Linked DNA regions of Homo sapiens: region 1 is linked to region 2. A link is a loop called in an ENCODE intact Hi-C map of the cell type or tissue named here. Cell type or tissue: thyroid gland. All regions are shown on one strand.

Region 1 (5,000 bases), 320 kb after region 2:
GTGGTTGTGTGTTTGTTTTTGTGTGTGTGTGTTTGTGGGTACAAGCCGATGAAAGTCTCTCCATGTTGAGCTGCCTCCCTGCAAGCAAAAAAATACATGTTCTTTTTTTTCCAGAAAGAAAAAATACGCCAACACACACACACACACACACACACACACACACACACACACACAGACATGTGGCTCTTCTCTATGTACTACCTGAAAAACAAGCAAACAAACACTATTTCTGGGCTTGCAGAAAATTATGTGCTTGCTTGTTTCCAGGCAAATAACAATATTCTTAATCTTCACTCAGAAAAGTCACTTTTCAAAACTCACTGGGCAGAAATACATTCTTCCCTAAAAAATAACAACCTACTCTCACCGTCTTTCCACACTTAGAAAAGTGTGTGTGTGTGTTTGTGTGCACGTGTGTAGTGGGAAAAAAACCCTCACTTTGTTAGTCTATCTCTTCCTGCAGGCAGAAAAATATACGCATCTTTTTCTCTGCGGGAAAACATGTACGTGAGGTGCACTGGCACACACACACACACACACACACACACACAATCTCAGGCAGAATGTCTGTTTTCTCACTAAGTATGCACCACCTGAAATACCAACACTTTTGAAATTCTCGGCTCACAGAAATACATGTGTCTCCAGGCAGAAAATGTTCTTTTTCCCTCTCAGAAAAGTCTCTCTCTAAAGCTTTTCATCACCGGGCAACATAACTCCCCTCTCCCCAAGAAAGCACACACAAAATATGAAAAACACACGTTGGAAAAGAAGAAAACTCTGTGTGCATTCATAGGTGTGTGGTTATAAGCAAAAATGTCTCTCTGTGTGGATTTGTCTCCCTGTAAGCAGAAAAATACGTATGTGATTTTTCCAAGTGGGAACAAAATTCTTCTCTTTCTCTCACTGTCTTTCCCTCTCACTGTCTCCCCTCTCTCTCTCTCACACACACAGTACAGACACACACGCGCGCGCACACACACACACACACACACACACACACGTCTCTTCACCGGGCTCCCCTGCTAAGCAAATATGTCTCCCATTCTCTAGGGAAGTGTGTGTGCACCACTTGAAAAACACTATTTTGTAGCTTGCAGAAAATTATGTATACGTGTATGTTACAGGCAGAAAATGCCCTCCCTCTTTTTTTCTTTCTCTTCTTCTTTCTCTCTTTCCCTCTTGGAAACGTTTCCCCTGCCACAGCCAAGAAACACACACCACATTAGGAAAACATAAGTACCTGCTCACTCCCCAGGTAGCACATGTTACGGGTGTGTGCACACGGCCCTGCCTGTTGCTCTGTCTCTCCCCGCACACAGGAAAACACGTGCTTGTGTGTGCTTTCTCCAAGAAGAAAAATCAATCTTTCTCTCTCTCTGCCTCTGTCTCTCTCTCCCTCTGGTGGAAAAATCATAGTTTATTGCTTTTTCCCACCAGCAGAAATATCTCCTACCTTAACCCCTTACAGGGGCTGGGGACCTGCACGCACTCGCCCTGCAAATCTGAAAACCCGGCGCTCTCCCTCCTGCTCTTTAGAAAAAGGGGCATGGGTCACTGTCACCCATTTTCTTATCACGAGAAGAGAGTGCCTGTGTTATTCTCTCTTTAGCTAGGAGAGCTCTCTGTCTTTGTCACACGCACCCCCTTTCCATGTCTGAAAAGGGTGTTTGTGTCACTGTCTGGGCCCAATGTCACTGTCCATTTACTCTGCACCCTGGGCAGGCAGTGCCTTTCACTAGGAAAGAAGGAAGTTTCTCCCACTGCTCCGTCCCCAGGGTCCTCTCAGGGACCTTCCCCCTGTCCCCGCACCTAGTCCAGGTGGGAACCGGTCTCCCCTTGCAGGGAGGCGCTCTGTCTTCTCCCGGGCCTGGATACACAGGTGTCGCAGCAGGAGTTCAATGTACCCCGTGACGCCCTCGCGGCCAGACGCCCCTGCCCAGAAAGAGGGGACCCTCCACTTCACTGAACCCAGCCCGTGCCAGGCCCCCGAGGACACCGGGCCACAGTCTCCTAGGATGCTCCCAGGCCTGGAGCGGGGCAGGGTATCTCGGTGCCAGGCAAGTTGGTCCCCAACGAGCCACCCCAGCGGGGGTCCCTCCTCCAGTCCCCTGAATCCCTTGTCTCTGGGACCACGTCTCATCTAGGCTCAATCAGGGGCGATGACAACAACCATGACTTTGCCCCAGGAACCTGAGTGGGGGGCACGGGGCCCGAGGAAGAAGGGGCCAGCGGGCTGTTCCCCACGCTGCACCCCCACTCTGGCGCAGCGAAGTCTGCAGATCTCTGGGCCCCGGCGCTGCCGAAGCCTCCCCCACGCGCCGCGCTCACTCGCTGCACAACAGCGCCACCACGAGGCCGCGGGCGGAACTGCCGGCAGCACAGCGGTCGCACCCCCCGGGCCCCCCGCCGGCTGTGCGGATCCCGAATCCCTGCTTGGCTCGGAGCTGCCAGGTCTAAGCCGACCCTCAGAGACGCACGCCCCTGACCCACTGGGCAGCTGTGGTGTCTTTGTATACAATGTTCCCTTCCTTTCTCCTCTTCTCGTAGATGTTCAGATTCCAAGGGACTTTTCCAGAAGCTTCCAGAAAACTTTCCTTTTAGGGGCCCAAGAGACCTTGATTTCAGGGACACAGTGAACCCCACTTAGGACCCCAAGAAAAGGGACTTGTCTCCAATCTCCTGTCCTAGAATGTGCAGACTTAGGGGGCTCTCCTGTACTCCTGGGTCCCGCACATCTGTCCAGCCCCGCCTCGTTCACCAGAGGCAGCAGAGACAGGCTGAGCACACAGACGTGGGCTCAACTCTCTGCCCATCCACTCACTGTCTGGGGAACTTGAACAACTCACGTTGCCTTTCTGTGCCTCAGTTTCCCCATCTGGAACTGGTCTAAAAGAACACCCCCCGGTAGAGCTTCTGGGAAGATCACATGAAGTATGAAGCTTTGAGAGCTTTTGTACCCGACAGGCTCTCAGGAGGCAGCAGTCCAAACGGTGGAGGGATCATTATGACTAAGCAGGCACAGCTCCCAGCCGAGGGGGAGCTGGATCTCCCTGGCATCGACCACCCCAGGATGGTTATGGGATAAATACCTCTGCAGACGTTCAAGTGGAGAGGCTCAGGAGGATGCCGGGAATGTCTGCTGTTGCTGGGTGGGGAATTCAAATGATTTGTGTTCACTGTATCCCAGCTAAGAAGTTCTGGGCCGGGGCAATCTTTCTGATGCCCTCTTGTCTCCTGTTAACAAGGATTAGCTCAGCAGTATAGACAGGACCATAAAATATACCACCTTAGCCAGATCCTGGGGAGGCCACTAATGGAGCCACACTGGGCCAGGTCCACGGGGGCCTCTCAGTCACAGCTGGGAGATGAGGCAAAGCCACCGTCGTCCTCACCTGCCCATCCACCATCCCGGTGAGGTCAGTGCTCAAAACCTGTCTTTATCCCAGTCCGGTCTCACAGGGAGTATTTGTGCTGCTTTAAAGCCCTTCCCGGTGTCCTACTTACTTCTCCCTCTCAACCCGCCGGCTGAGATAGGCTAAAGAGAACATCGTTTCTTCAACAGATGTTTATTGAGGACCTGTTATATTTCGGGAGCCGTGCTGGCCGCTAGGGACACAGCCTGAACAAGATAGGTCCCTCTTCTCTCAGGGAACTGACATTCTGGTGGAGAGAGGACAAAAACCATGTATTAATAAGTAAACAAGACAATTTCAGAAGACAAAGGCTGTGAATGAAGCAAAATAGGATAGACAGTAATTGGAGAGGGCTCCTTTACACAAGGGGCGGGGGGCGGGGATAAGAAGAAGGAGCTGGCTGAGTGCAGAACAGCAGGAAGGGTATTCTAGGCAGAGTGAATAGCAGGTTGAGGCCCGGGGTCAGGGGAGAATGAGCTCTGCCCGTTTGAGGAATGGCAGGAAGGGCCCTGGGGCAGGTGCGCAGTGGTCAGGGAAGCGGCCAGAGCTGGCTTGTGCTGGATGCAAAGAGAAGGTAAGGGATTGGAGTACTTAATAAATATTTGTCAAGTGAGTGAATGCATAATTTGATCTATCCATGTACAGTTGACCAGGTGGCGAAGGTTTGCCGAGTCAGCTTCTGTCCATTTTCTCTACTTAGTGGTGTCAGCTCTCAAAGACTTCTTGCTTCAGAGCCCCTCTCCGTGCTCCTGTGAGGGTGGGGATGAACCCTGAAAAGCCGTCTCCTTGTGGGCATTGCTGTTGTGTTCTCAGCATTCTTGCACGTTGACTTAAAGCTATTCAAACTCCTTATGAGCATCTGAGGGAGAGGAGCTGGATCCACACTCTGGACTCTTGACTCCAACTTTGAAATAAAATATTTAAACAGCCCATCTCATGATATTCAAAACAATAGTCTGAAAAGTATTCTGCAATAGTCATTGAAACAAAATGCCTAATTCCCAAATTACCAGTCTACAGAGTTCCCAAGGAAGAAGCGTGGATGTGAAACAGCTGCAGACTCCGTTGTTTCCTGGATGGCCCGAAACAGTTGTTCTCACTCAGTTTCACTTGAGAATCACTTTCAAGGAGGAGACTTTTTCAATTTGCCATAAATCTTACCATGTTTATTTTTAGAAGTTTCAGCTCCGTGATAATTTGCAAATGAGAAATGTTTAGAACCCATGTTGAACTGAACTTCCCCAAGAGGAGACTGGATTACATTAGATGAAATGGAAATAGAAGTCAAATTTTGGGGAACACTGACGTCCTTGCCATGAAACCATCCATTGTGGATGTGCCCTCATTGTGGAACCTCACCTGCAATGTTTATGTGCTGGAAATAGAATTATATCAGCCATTCACACTTTAGTCTAAACATGAGGCACTTGTTCCTGCTCTCCATCATGAATCCATGTGAATCCTAAAAAATAAGATATCTTTTGTCCCAATTTCACAGTGGACCAATGGAGGAGCAGTGGATGTGTAGCCACCGAAGTCTCAAGATGGCTTTGGAGGTTCTGGGTGATGATGGGGGCTCCAGGG
Region 2 (5,000 bases):
CCTGGTGACAGAGTGAGACTCTGTCTCAAAAAAAGAAAAAAAAAATTTAATGCTCCTGTTCAGGCAATATTTTGTTTTGTCTTACTCTATAACTTCAAGGCATTTCAAAAGAAAATTAAAAATCTTTGCTCTAATGGGCTAAGAAGCAAAGGAAATGGACTGATAGGGTTTGATCTGACGGTGTCCTCTATGGCCAACATCATTGCGTCTCTGCTGAGAACCCATAGCCTTTTTTGATTCTGGGCACTGAGACATAAACAAGACCTAAAGACAAATGCCAGCTTCTTATTAGATTTTAACCTTTCTTTCAGATTTTCTTTGGAATACTGAATGGACTAATCAATTTTCCTATTTTCATTCTAGAAACTCAAATAGTACTTGCCAGGTAGAGATGAAAAGACAGTAGGTTCCAGAACCCTTTCTTTCTTCTAGGACATACACGGGGCACACAAGCAGTTTTATAAGTTACAAACATATGCAGAGAATAAAATTTTAACATAAAAGAAAAGTGTGAAATGCCTCATAACATTAACTTTTATTCATGTATGGAGAAAAATCACTATTTCCCCCTATTTGCTTCATTTAAAAATTTCCTCCAGTGAAATACAATTAGTTGCTGAAAAAAGGTAACCCTAGGAACAAAATGCTGTGCACCTGTGTCTTCTAGACTTTCAGTGGTGTTGCTGTGCCACCCTCAGCTGTCAGGTCAAAGATTAGTTAGGATGAAACTTTTCTGGGGCAGAATGAATGCATAATTGCATTTAAAAATGAATCTGCTTGATACTCAAGATTACTTGCCTGCTCCATCCGTGAGATTCATAAAGAAATTAGGTCACTCAGTAGGACATAAGTTCAAAATTAAGACATTCCAATTTATCATGAGGACAAAGTACAGTTTCAAACAAAATCTTCTACATAAAGAAAGATTCAGCTAAATATCCATTAACCTAAAAATTAACAAAGGAAAACTTTGAAGACACAAATCGTGATTTTAGGGGGTCTTATTTTCTAGACAAGTTTTGAAAACATCAAAACATGGTTATGTAAACTGCTTTCAAAGATAAGACCCTTGATTACTGGTGCTGCAAAAATAGGAAACAAATATCAAATGATATAAAAACACTGAATTTGATTTTACAGCACTTCCTTCAAAACTCCAATTAAATTAAATGCAAATAATGTAAGCATATATCAGCCAGAAAGGTTATAATCCTTCTAATAAAATCCATATGGTTTTAAAGGAGGTTTTACATAGAAAAAGAGACTTTAGAAAGAAAAAACAAAAAATATGTACTGGTCTAAAACTTTGAAATAACAACCAGACTGTATGCCTGGGACAGCGTGAATTACTGTGAGTAGAGAATGCTGTTTGTATTCATTTTAGTGTCTGTTAGGAAGTTAGGCAGATAGTAATTTTAAAAAATGGGCTGGTAGAGTTTTGCTATTGATTTGTAAAGGTGACTTGTGTACCATGTGACAAGGTATGTAACTGATATGACTTATTCAGATGCAATCACAATTTAAAGATTTCATACATTTCTTTATAAATATTCCTTAATAATCCAGAAAATATCACATAAATACTCGTATAGTAAGAACGGAATTGTGAACTCCGTATTACTACTAGCCATTCTTAGCATGTGAATTCCAGAAGTGTTTTCCAAAATGGAAGGCACTGATGGAGATTTACTGTTCAGTATTGTAGGGGTTACCAAACTATGGCCCACAAGCCAAATCTGGCACGCTGGTTTGTTTTGTAAATAAAGTTTTATTGAAACACAGCCATGCCCACTTATTTACATATTGGCTCTGGCTGCTTTTGTGTTGTACCAGCAGAGTCTAGTCACTGCGGCAGGATCTTCTGGCCCCAGAATCTCAAATATTTTCTCTCTGGCCCTTTACAGAAAAGCTTGCCAACCTCTGGCTTGTAGAATCATTCAGAATTGTGATGATTTATATGTACTTTAATATCCACCGTGATAGCGAATTGGCAGATTAATTAATTTTGTTTCTCTTTGCTTTGTTACAGTCAAAATAAATTAGGTGTTTATTTTAGAACTTGTGGCTGATTAATGCTCAAAAACAAATAAGCAAAATCACTCATCAGAACTAAATACTCTGCAAGTTATTTTCACAAAAATAAACGAGGCGGAGAATAAACAGGACAAAAAATGGGTAATATAAATAATGAGACACTTATTCAAAGCTGAAGACTACCCTCAGGCTGCTAGGACAACTTAGGCTCTCACAAAAAACGATTAACCTTGCTCGGAATGCATTCGCCCTCTTTTCTGTGAAGTAAACATTTCTTGTCAAAGGCATCCTGACAGTGGTAATTAAGTTCAGAAAGTTCTATACTGAGTGGGAGATGTGCCTGTATTGCTTGACTTTTTTTTTTTTTTTTTAATGAGAAGACAACATCTCATGGTAGAGAGCTGAACTTTCAATTTTACAGGCGAATTCTACCAGTTTATAAATTTGGGATGCAACTGTAAATAAATACATAATAAATGTTCTCTAAAATACAAGATATAGGTAATAAGAGTTAAGAGGAAAATAATTGCAGTGATCAAAACAAAATTTAAAAATAGAGGTAAAATGAATGGCTTGGAGCATCTCATAGGCTGGGAGAATGCTCTGAACCCATGCATCGCCCCGGTCAGAAGGACCACCAGGGGGCGCCTTGTTTCTAAGCTTTCCCTAGGGGTTGTTCTTGGTTAAGATTCCTGGATTGGTAAAGATTCTTTGCCGTGTTTGGAGAGATCCTGAAACTGATTAATCAACTCTGAGGCTTTCAGTTCCTTGCCAATGATCCAACAGATCCATCCCAGTGGGATGGTTATGTCCCTTAGATTTAGGAACCTGTATTTTAATTAATATAGCTTTCAAGCTACAAAGTTTTGTAAAACCTATAGTCAAGTGCAGCCCTGGATCTTTTTCATATGAATTTGTGCTTAGGTTAAGATTTATTCCCCGAAGAACTGTTTATGGAAAACCAGAGGATGTATATTAGAGTTCTGGGAATCTAGTGTCTCTTTTCTTCATCCTCAGAGTATGTGACCTTGAGCCAATGGCTTGACCTCCTCAGGCTCCAACTTCCCTAACTGCCACTTTTGCAAGCTGAGTTTATAAACATGAGTTGAGATAATGCCTGTGGAATGTCTGGCACATAGTGGGTGCTTCATACCCTTTATCAAGTTTCTGTTATCCTTTATTGTATTAAAACAAATAACAGAGATCCAGGGTTTTATGTTCATGCCTGTTAAATTTCTTCCTAATTTCAGTTCATCTTTCATTTTCTTTTTCTTTTTTTCTTTTTTTTTGAGACGGGGTCTCGCTCTGTCACCCAGGCTGGAGTGCAGTGGCACGATCTTGGTTCACTGCAGCCTCTGCCTCCCAGGTTCAAGCAATTCTCCCACCTCAGCCTCTCGAGTAGTTGGGATTACAGGGGTGCACCACCACACTTGCCTGATTTTTGCATTTTTAGTAGAGACGGGGTTTCACCATGTTGGCCAGGCTGGCCTCAAACTCCTGACCTCAGGAGATCCACCCACCTCAGCCTCCCAAAGTGCTGGGATTACAGGTATGAACCACTGTGCCCGGCCTCAGTTCATCTTTCAATGGTAAAAATCCTTCTGAATCTTCATTTATTCTGACAAAGGACGAGTGTTCCCTTCCAGTCCTGGGATACCTCTAACTTGGATTTTCATTTTTCCAAGCCTTCATCCTAGTTCAACATTCACAGTCAAGTGGAGCTCCAAGGTGCAAAACCAGGCATTCTCCTTCCAGGTTGATAGCAACTGACACTTTTTGGGGAAAGCCTGTCATGAGTGATACATTGGGGAAGCCAAGGTCAAGGGCAAAGAGGGCAATGACCATCACTGGGGATGCTCACCGGGTCCTGGGCCTAAAGTCCACTCTCCCAGGTCCTCCTGCTTTCCTGTTGGATGCCAGTCACACACCCTGATCTTTTGGTGGCCCCTGGTGTCTTCCCACTTTGCTAAGCCTTTGATGGCTTGGTTCTGAGATGCATGTGTCCTCACTGCCTCAAATAGCGAAGAGGGACCCGTGTTGTCCATCTTTCGTCTGTGTCTGTTCTCCTCATTTCTCTGGGTGTACCATGTCCAGCGCTGAGGATTGGTTTTCTTCCTAACAGTCAAAACATTTGTCTCAGTCTGCCTTGGACAATCTGACTTTGTAGTGCTCACAGAGCTTTATCATTTGCCTCACAGTAGATGGAGTTTTTAAAGTCTTTTTTTTTTTTTTTACTTCTTTTTATCAAGTTACTGGCAACAAATTCCCAGGGCCTGGCTCAGAGGGCATTTAAAGGGTGCCACCTAGGACCACAACAGTTGCAATTTAAATCACAACCTAGAGGCATGGTCAGTGCAGAGGAACATACAGCCTTCCAAGCTCCGGGGAAGTGGCTTGTCTTATGAGTTTCACAGACAGGGTAAGGAGTTGGGGAATCTGGTCCCAAAGGTCTGTGAGTCTTCAAAGTTCCTCTTACTGTTTCTCCCAAGAGGCCTTATGAGTCCTCAGGCAAACATAGCTATTGATGACCTGATCTGGCAGCTCATACCCTTCTGGAGCTGGGCTCCAAAAGAGATTCCCAATGCGTCAATGCATGGTCTTTAATGTATCACTGACCTTACACTACAAGAAAGAATGCTGGGGGCAGTACAATACATTTTAGAAATACCTCTATCAGTGAATTAACTTTTCCCTTAAACAGTTATTATTAAAGTGAAATTCACACAACATAAAATAACCATTTTAAAGTGAACAATTCAGTGACATTTAGTGCATGCTCAATGTCATACAAACACCGCTCTTTCTGCTTTCACATATTCATCAACCCCAAAAGAAACCCTGTACCAATAAACAATTACCCCTCATTCCTCCTCCTTCCAGGCTGGAAACTACCAATCTGCATCCTGTCTCTATGGATTTATGTATTCCAAATATTTCATATAAATAAAATTGTACAACACGTGACA

The links. Peaks named below come from ENCODE experiments on the same cell type or tissue, not always from the same donor. Only the 100,000 strongest peaks of a DNase experiment are listed, where the experiment ranks them.
Region 1: a loop joins it to region 2, with 5 times the contacts of the local background. A loop is called at or near these places in 48 of 110 quality-filtered maps.

Annotation. Positions count from the first base shown.
Region 1 is chr20:59,401,540-59,406,539 of GRCh38, forward strand. No RefSeq gene overlaps it. Among named protein-coding and RNA genes, the nearest start is that of EDN3, 100 kb to the left of the region's middle. RefSeq lists an enhancer at 2,896-3,396. In thyroid gland, CTCF peaks have their summits at 1,430 (motif pointing left), 2,355 (motif pointing left) and 2,554; DNase peaks (open chromatin) are centred at 1,011, 1,302, 2,002 and 2,362; H3K4me3 peaks cover 702 bases; H3K27ac peaks cover 2,755 bases.
Region 2 is chr20:59,085,348-59,090,347 of GRCh38, forward strand. No RefSeq gene overlaps it. Among named protein-coding and RNA genes, the nearest start is that of SLMO2-ATP5E, 45 kb to the left of the region's middle. In thyroid gland, a CTCF peak has its summit at 2,666 (motif pointing right); a DNase peak (open chromatin) is centred at 2,664.